Regions from separate parts of the Homo sapiens genome. Here region 2 is linked to region 1. A link is a loop called in an ENCODE intact Hi-C map of the cell type or tissue named here. Cell type or tissue: adrenal gland. All regions are shown on one strand. Links, peaks and the distances in the headings refer to the core of each region. The heading gives the core; the rest is flanking DNA. Region 1 holds the start of SLC6A17 (solute carrier family 6 member 17). Region 2 overlaps LINC01397 (long intergenic non-protein coding RNA 1397).

Region 1 (4,376 bases), core at 139-4,138:
CTTAGATCTATGAGGCTCCAAAGTCCTTCCCCTTTCCATGACCACACCACCTGTAAGTTCTCTTGCCTTAATACTGCCTATCTCTGATAGGTTCCTTCCTCCCACCTCCCATACCACGTCAATTGTCACATTCTATTTGTTCATCTCTGTCCTGTCTCTTGCTACTTCCTGCCATGCCACTCCACCCCATCTGCTTCCCTGGTTGCTTCCACCAGAATGTAAACCCTATAAGGGCAGAGATTATTATCTGTCTCATTTTTTGCTGTCTCCTTAGGGCCTGGAACAGTGTAAAGTAACCATTAGGCTCACTAAATAATTGTTGAAAGAATTTTTCTATCAGGAGATAATTCTCTATGGGTTTATTGTGTTCCCACAAGTCTTGTGGGCAGAGGCACTGATGGCTTTTTTGTTCCCATTATCTTTTAGAGGATGGTTGCATAGCAAACAGCCTCCAACGATAGCGTCTCCCTCTAGTGGAGAGCAGTTCTGTTTGCTGTCCAGTATAATAAAGATATGTCTAAGGCAAATGTCGGGCAAGTTTGCTTGCAGCGCATTATAAAAGATTGAGGTTTCCTAAGCTTGGAGTTTCTCAGTGTGTGTGGTCCAGTCTCATGTCCCACCCATAGGACTTCAGAGTTAAGGGAAGGTGATCTGAATGTGAAGCTCTTGCAGCCTGCTGTGCCATGAGTAATTAAAGTCCTTTGTGTCTGGCCCAGAGTTTCCTGTCTTCTGATGGCATCCATGAAACTGGCAGGGTAACTTAGATTGTAAGTGTAAAATCTCAGACTCTTCAGAGTTCTTGACAATGGCCCTTACCACCTTTCACTAAGACAACCTCCATCTCCCATTCCTCCCAAACACCTCCCTTGGATGCCAAAGGCCCCCTTAGTGTTCCCTAGAAGAGAGATAATTCATCCAGACTCTCATAACAGCCCCCCAAGGCCCTGGCAGGATGGCTCCTGCCTCCCTGTCTAACTTCACCTCTCATCATCCCCACCCCTGCTCCAGCTCAGGCAACCACCACCCCACCCCACGCATACGTTTCTACTCTCTTGCATCTATGCCCTTGCCATGCTGTCCACTCCACAGGGGTCATCCTTCTCCCCTTCTGACTGTCCATCCTTTAGGCCAGGATCTTCCAAGAGGCCTACTCAGAGACCAGTCAGAATTTCCCTGTCACTGTCTCCCCACTTTACTCATCTTGTACGGTTCTCCAATCCTTTCGCTTTGTACTGTAAAGACCTGGGTCAACCCACACTGCCTCTCCAGGAGGTTCCCTCACGTCTGTGATCCTTTCAGCCTCTGCAGCCCCTGGCATACAGTAGGTGCTCAACAGATGAGTGATGTCCTAAGAGTTGACCTGCACAGGGAACGGCCTTGCAGAATGGTAGGATGGAAGGACGGAGGAGTGGAAGGACATCTAGAGGAAAGGGAACAGAAGCACGGAGGTGGAAATGTCTAGGGCAGGGGAAATAACCACATGAATTGAGATTGAGTTCATTAAAGAAGGCCAAAAGAGGTGAGTCTGAAAAGAAGAAAGTGAGGCCCAGGGTCCAGGAGGGCTTTAACCATTGGGGCCCCATTCCTCTCCGAGGGCAGAAGCCCTGGCGAGGGCTCCAGGGTCTGCATCCCCTGACCAGGGGCCTCAAGAAGCTAAGCCCCCTTGCAACTCCCTCTCCCGCCCCACGCCCACCCTCTCCGCCTACGTCGGCCATCAGAGCCTCGCTCGCTGCCCGAGAGCCTCGCATTGACGCCGGCCCGCGCGTGAGTCAAGCCTGCGTCACGGCGCCCCGCCGCCAGGGTGGCCTTTCGGAAAGCGAGGGAACAGTGCGCGCAGCGCTCCGCCCAGCTCCGTTCTGCTCCGCAGAGCCGGCGCTGCCAGGGCGCAGGGAGGGCGGCACTCGGCCCCAGTCTTCGCAATCCCGCGCGCTCTCTCCGCCGTGGGACCTGGGTCCCCGCGCCGCTCCCCTGAGCCCCGAGCGCGCGGCGGGCGGGAGCCAGGTTGGGACTGGTGGTGAGGCAGGGAGTGAGGAGCGAGCGGAGTCGCGTGCGCCGGCGCGCAGCTCCGGGTCGCCCCAGCCCCAGCCGGGGGCCTGTGGCCCGGGGGAGGAGCTGTGCGTCCGCGACCCGTCGGGGATCGCAGCTGCTCGGCCGGAGTGCACGGGCCGAGTCTGCGCGACTACCCACGCGTGACAGGTGAGTCGCTGGCCGCGCCCCGCCTGGCTTTACCGGGCCGGCCACTGCAACTTTCCCTGTTCTGGCCCCGCCCCAGCCAGGGAGGGCTGAGGACCAAGGTGTGAGGCGGCGCTGCCCCCGCATCCGCCCGACCCTGCGCTCGTCCCGGGCTCCTCTCGCCGCTCCAGCCGCCGTTGCCTGGCGACGGAGCCCCGGGGCCCGCTCTCCTTCGCGCATCGGGGTCCCCAGCGGCGTACGCACGGGTTGGACACCGGGCTTCAGCTTCTGGTGCTCAGAAGGGCCCAAGAACTCCGGAGGAAATTGGGCTTAGCTGCGGAGGCAAGCGCCCGCGGAGAACCGGAGGGGGCCTGTCCGGCCCATCCGCGGCTTGAAACTGCGCGCCCAGGGCGCAGTTCCACTGGGAGCCTCTTACGCAGCTGGAGACCCCAGCCCCAGCCGCTCGGCCTCAGGCCTGTGACCTTGACAGTAACATTGGCAAGCGAAGCAGAACTGTCACGCCCGAGATGAATATTTAATTCTCAGTCCTGGGGCTGGTCCTCGCTGGATTCGGAGCTAGCAGAGAGCCCTTCCTCCCTCGTGGGAAGCGCATCTGGGGAACGGAATGGCTGAGACAGGGGACGTGCGTGTGGTGCCCATCTGGAGGGGGCGCCGTCCTGGCGGGTCGAGAGGCCTCTGCTGCATTTATGCCTGTGTGCGCCGTGCTCTGAAGCGATGCTGGATGCTCGCAGTACTATGGGTGGGCCGCTCCCCAGGGGCGCGGCTGCCTTGGAAAGAAGCGTGATGTTTCCTTTTAAAGCCCAGACAGCCCTGTCAGAAATCAAATTCAGAAATCCCAAGGCCATTCACCTTACAGGACCTAGGCCCTGTCAAGTTGGCTTTAGAAAATATTTTTTGATGCCATTCCTCTTTCCTTTTTTTTTTTAAGAAATACTTTAACAGGCCTTTTGGATTACGAGATTTCTAACCAGAGCTACCTTTGGGCAATTCAGCTGTGAACTTGAGGCAGATGGGGGTGGGTTGGGGAGACAGGGAAGTGGTAATGAGGAGGAAGATTCTTTTCCGGGCATTGTCCTTGTTAACAGGAACTTCAGGAACAAAGACAATCCTGTAATGGCTCCAAAAAAATTCGGCCAAAACTTTAGTTAGCGCCTAACTGTTAAGGCCTTGCTGGACACGCTCACTGATGTCTGGAGAACAAGGTCAGAGTGTGTTGAGGTTAACAGTGGGGAGTTCTTGTGTCTCGTTCTGTGCTTACATTATCCCATGGCTCTGTGAGGCGGACCCATCACCTGGGCAGGAAGAGCTTTGAGGTCACACCTGATTGTCCTTGGCCATGGCTCATCCACGAGGACCGTCAGAGGCTTTAGCTCCACTGCCGGATTTTTCTCCAATGGAACATCTGTGGCTAAGTAGGTGGTTGAGTTTCAGCGAATCCCTGAAGCTCAGCCTGGAGGGTGACTCAGTGCAGGAGGCAAATGGTGCCCACCAGCTCTGATTGGAGTGAGTTTGTTTGGCCTGAGTCACACACAGAGTCGTGTGTCAGCTGTTTGTGAGTTGATTGGAGTTCTTTAGCAGGACTCGTGAGCAGGAATGGCCTGAGCCCAAGTGTTTTGGGCAGAGGTGGGCAAGTCCTCTGAAGGAGCTAAGCAGAGCTCTGGCTGTTGAGCAAGGGTCCTGGAGCTCTGACTCCTTGGGAAGGTGAGCAGGGCCAGGCTGGGCTGGGCAGGGAGATGGGGAGAGGTGAAGGGGAGGGTAAGGAAAGGCTCTGTGATTGTGGTCAGAACTGGGCCCAGTGTTCTGCCATGTGCCAGTGGGGTGACCTTGGGCAAGTCAATTCACCTCGGGAGTCTCAGAGTTTCCTCAGTTGTAAAACAGGGATGCCTATGATATTATTTCTGCAGGCTTATTTTGAGCCAGGTGCTAGACACAGCAGGTGCTCATTAGATGTTAGTTCCCCATCCCTTCCCTTATGGGCCTTAACCAGAGGCAATTCTTTCTCTCATTGCTTCTGCTCCATCATGAAAGGGGTTGTGGGGACACATGAAGGTTCGGTGCTTCCCATGTGATTAAGAAGGACCTGTAACTCAGCTTCACATAGACCTGTTTCCAACCCTCAAGTCTCCCCATGAGACCCTAAATTGGGAAGCCTGCTTAAGAGCAGGATTAGTGTTGGGGTAGGG
Region 2 (4,376 bases), core at 184-4,183, 45 kb before region 1:
GGCTGACAGCTGGCTCTCTTGTCTTTCTCTAGTTCTCTCCAGGGCAAAGACCCCACGTAACATTCTTGCCAGCCCCTACCACCCCCAATTCTGGTGCCAGATGCTCTATACTTCCCACCTTACCATGAGTCCTGTCCCTTCCAAGACACTTAACTCTTAATCAGGTCCCTGTTAATGAAAGTAATGGGGTGACTTGTCTGTGGGTCCTAGGAGCATTTATTAGGTAATAAACTTAATGTACAAAAGGTAGTCAGTCCAGTGTGATATTCTTGCAGTGGAAGAGGCACTTCAGGGCAGAAGCTCATATTGGTGACCCCTGGGATGGCCATCAGCTAGGATATGAGGCTGCTGGTCCAACAGGTAGTCACTTGGGTTTTGATACCAGGAATGACTCCACTGAAGTAGTTCTGATGGTCTGCTATGGAGCTTGAGGCAGCCCCTGATCGGACCCGTTTTTCCATACAGTCCATGCTGCTCATGGGACCATCCAATCAGCTGTTGGCTGGATTTAAATATTCTCCCTCTTGCTTTTGGCTCCAGCTTGTTCTGATGAGTGGCTGCATGTGGCTAGTGCTACCAGCTAGAGGAGCAGGAAGTCAAACAAAATAATAGGCCAACCCTAACTGTAACCCTAACCCAACATCCCACCTGCCAACTGGACTTCCTTGGGGTTAATCAAGCCTAAGTCAAATCCAAGTTTACTAGCCCCTTGTTCTGTTCAGCTGTAGTTTAGTCTCTCTTCCCCTAACAGAGATCTGTCTTACAGGTAGCTCAGTTCCCCCAAGCCCAGCTTTACTCTGTTCCCAGCTTTCTCACTCTTTTTCCCTTGTTCCTTCATTTTGGTCTTGGCTTCCTCTGGGGCAGATGTCATGCAGCTTGTTCCATGTCATCTTCTCTGGCAGGAGCCTGCTTTCCTCAACTGACAGAAGGGGTCTTGTTAGCAGGAATCTCACCCAAGGACTCGCCTTAGCACCCTTAGGCCAAGAGTCAGGCTGAAAGGCTAGCACAAGCTGCCCTGGTGAAAGACCAGCCTTTGTATCTCGCCAGGAGCAACAAGGACTCTCTCTGGTCCTGCACGATCCATGTGGCAGCATCTTTAGATTGGCCACTGGCTTCTCCACCCACACCTGGCTGTAGACTTGCAAGACCAGCAAGAGCAGGAGGTGTTCAGGGCAGGGCTTTGTGGGCCCCTTCTTGGTCCTGGCTTTTAATGCATCGTGTTTGATCTTTGCCACGTGGTGGAGGGTTCCTGTCGCTCTGGTTGATGACACAGATCTTCAAGGAAGCAGTCACCCCTGTAGGAAGGGGAACATTTATCAAAGCCATTCCCAGGGGGGGTGCCTGCCAAGTCTAGGCCCTCAGCTGGACCTTTGTAGAATGTCCAGAATATAGCTACCATTCTGCCTGGCCCAGGAGGCCCTCTGCTTCTCCATCTAATCTGGCCTAGATGGGAAGAAATCTTTTTTTTTTCCTTATTCTTGCAACCAAGATAAAATTGTAGATTTTTCAGGAAGCACTTTAAGAGGAAACAAAAGGGAAAAAAGTACTCAAGAACCACATGGAGGCCAGTGGCTCATGCCTATAATCCCAGCACTTTTATCATCCTGAGGCAGGATGATAAAATTGTAGCGATCCTCCTGCCTCAGCCTCCTCAGTAGCTGGGACTATAGACACACACTACCATGCTCTGCTAATTTTGGTATTTTTATACAGATGGGGTTTCGCCTTGTTGCCCAGGCTGGTCTTAAACTCCTGGGTTCAAGCCATCTGCCTCTTGGCCTCCCAAAGTGCTGGGATTAGAGGTGTGAGCCACCACGCCCAGCCTGTTTGGTATGTTTAAATGCATGGCAGTCCCACAGCTACAGGTTGAAGCAGACTACTTTTTGCCAGCTGAAATCACACAGCCCAGAGTGCAGACGGGCACAGGAGATGCCCCTGTGTTGATCATGATTAAAGCACCCTTAACAGAGATGATGGGCCACCAGCCACACCATGGGCAGTGTCTCCTCCAGGGCACACCAGAGAAGGCCATGAGGGAGGGAGAAACTCACTCTTGGCACCATAACACTGGCTGGGGTCCTGGTGTTCCGAGAGCCCCAGTGGAGCTCAGAGACAGTGTGGGAAAGAAAGCCCCCTGCTGATCCCAGCTTAGGTTAGCAGGGCATGTGTGTACGTGCGTTTGCGTGTGCGTGTGCATGTGTGTGTAAGACAGAGTGAGTGATAGCTGTGGGCTGCTCCTTGGGGACTCCTGTGCTTGTGCCCTGCAGGGATGCAGAAGTCTTGGCTCCAGGAAAGAGCTCTTCTGTGAAGGTGACGGCCCTGCCTGTTTCCTGACTGCCTCGCCTCTCACTCCTTTGCTGCACTCCAGCTCACCGAGTCCCACACTTCCACATGGACTTGCGTGTGCTGGGCCCTCAGTCAGGGCATCCTTCTTCATCAGGGCAACTCCTGTTCCTCCTTCACACCCACCCAAGCTCCCTCCCAGGTGAAGCCTGTGATCAGGGCCCACCTCCTGCTGGAGTTAGAACTTCTTTGCCTCCATAGTAAAGTTTACTATCCTGTTCCTGCTTCAGGGCCAGGCGATGTCTGTGCTCAGACCACGACCCCGAAGAGGAGGGCAGGAGTATGGCTGGTGATCTGCAGGAGGAGGGGGCTGGTCTCCACGTGAGACCTTGTGCCCAGGCCCCAGGCTGGCTTGGTTGGTGTCAGCTGCTGGACTGGCTGGTGAGGTCACCAGTGACATCTAGTGGTCACAGCAGGCTACAGCCCGGTGAGGTTTTCCAGCAGTTGTGAGTTCCATGTGGTCTCTGGAGCCAGGTTTCTGATCTGCTCCCAGCCAGTGTCTGACTTCTCCAGGGCTCTGGGACACCAGCACAGGGCAGGACTTAGGTTGTCTGGTGTGAGGACTGAGGCCTTTCAGATATTGGACTACCCACTGTCAGCCAGAGAGGGCTGGGACTGTAAGTGATGTCCCCTGGGCTCCTGTGGCCCCATGAGATCTGCTGCCTTCCTCCTGCTCCAGCTCCTTGGCCCTGCAGGCCCCAGGCTCAGGTTCACCTGGGCCTCGGCTCCCTGAGACCCGGGAAGGGAGGAGGCTTTAGGGCCCTCATGGGAGAAGCCCCAAACCCATTTTGGTGCAGCTGCTGAGACAGCCAATGCCAGCCAGTGGATGACAGGCAGGGAGTGGGCCATACCTACTGAGCACCTACTATGTGCCAGGCACTATGGAGGGCAGCCTGGGTCAGGGGCCACCTAAAGAGCTGCCGGTCCTGTCCTATGCTAGGCCTGACAGGGCACAAAGCAGCCCTCTTCCTCAAAGGGGTAAGAGGTCCCTGATGACAGCAACAGGAGGTGGCACAGGCTGAGTGGGGTCTCCAGCAGCATAGTGGTGGGCCTGGGGCAGCCCTTGCCACAGGGCTGTGTCTGGTGACCTGCCAGTCTTCACCTCACCATTGCAGGTGCAGGCACATCATGGGCGCTCGAGACACACTGTTGAGTGATGCGGCTATATGGGCTGGAGGCAGCAGGTTATGCTGGGGACCACAGCTTTGTGCTCTCAGCTTCCCAGATTCCACTTTCTCTACCAAAGTTTCCCCGTGAACCATTTGCAGACTGTAAGGAGAGCGGGGAGGACTGTGTTCTTAGAAGGGAGGCCTGTAGCGCTACTGACTGCACTTGGTTTGCATGAACTGTCCCTTCATGCTCCTGCTTCTCCCACCCCGCGCCCACCCCAGTTCTTTCCTTTTCTACCTTCTTCCCTGGTGCTGCTCCCCTGCCTGCACTTTTTATCCCATCCCCTTTCCGTTGTGTCCCTTCCACTGTTCACCCCTTTCCAAGCACTTCCTACACTCGGCTTTCTTATTCTCCATTCCTTCTCCGTTTCTCTGTCTTGCTTTTGCTCTCCTTCTCTGTCTCCCCAGGTTCTGCTCCATCCCAGGCACCTTCCTTGGAAGGCCAGCCTGACATCATTAAAGTGCAATAACTTCATCATTTTCCAGGGAGTGAGGTGGGCAGAGGCTATAGTTTATCTTCTATATGAGCCTTTCCTGTGGCCCCTGGGAGTGGTTGTGAACTTCCCACCTCCTGGGGCCCCTCTCAGCAGTCAGCAAAGGCCTCTGCTTGCCGACCTGTGCAAGCAGTGGGGCCCACCCCGGCCTGTGGGGATTCACACTTTGGGCACAGTTCTAGGCACAGTGGGATCTTCATTCACTGTCGAGGGGTGACAGTAAGAGCTGCCGTTTACATTTATCAATTAAATCTATACGTCTGGGTGTCTTCATGGGTTGGATGCTGTGTGAGGTCCTGGGGGTATGGCCTACCTATTTTGGCCCTCACAGCAACCCTGCAAGGGAGGCTGGGCAGTGACCACACTCCCG

What was found. Hi-C counts contacts between places; a loop is a spot of excess contacts. Peaks named below come from ENCODE experiments on the same cell type or tissue, not always from the same donor. Only the 100,000 strongest peaks of a DNase experiment are listed, where the experiment ranks them.
Region 2: it touches region 1 in a loop (5-fold over the local background); 1 of 110 quality-filtered maps calls a loop at or near these places.

What each region holds. Positions count from the first base shown.
Region 1 is chr1:110,148,688-110,153,063 of GRCh38, forward strand. It overlaps SLC6A17 (solute carrier family 6 member 17), which reads left to right and starts at 1,807. Exons shown (of 12, transcript NM_001010898.4): 1 at 1,807-2,196. RefSeq lists a silencer at 1,802-1,851 and an enhancer at 3,480-3,774. In adrenal gland, for the core only: no CTCF peak of the experiment used is centred there; DNase peaks (open chromatin) are centred at 1,879, 2,404 and 2,746; H3K4me3 peaks cover 888 bases; H3K27me3 peaks cover 3,895 bases.
Region 2 is chr1:110,103,563-110,107,938 of GRCh38, forward strand. The region is part of intron 1 of LINC01397 (long intergenic non-protein coding RNA 1397); the gene reads left to right. Among named protein-coding and RNA genes, the nearest start is that of UBL4B, 6.7 kb to the right of the region's middle. In adrenal gland, for the core only: a CTCF peak has its summit at 2,744 (motif pointing left); DNase peaks (open chromatin) are centred at 497, 1,079, 2,049 and 2,759.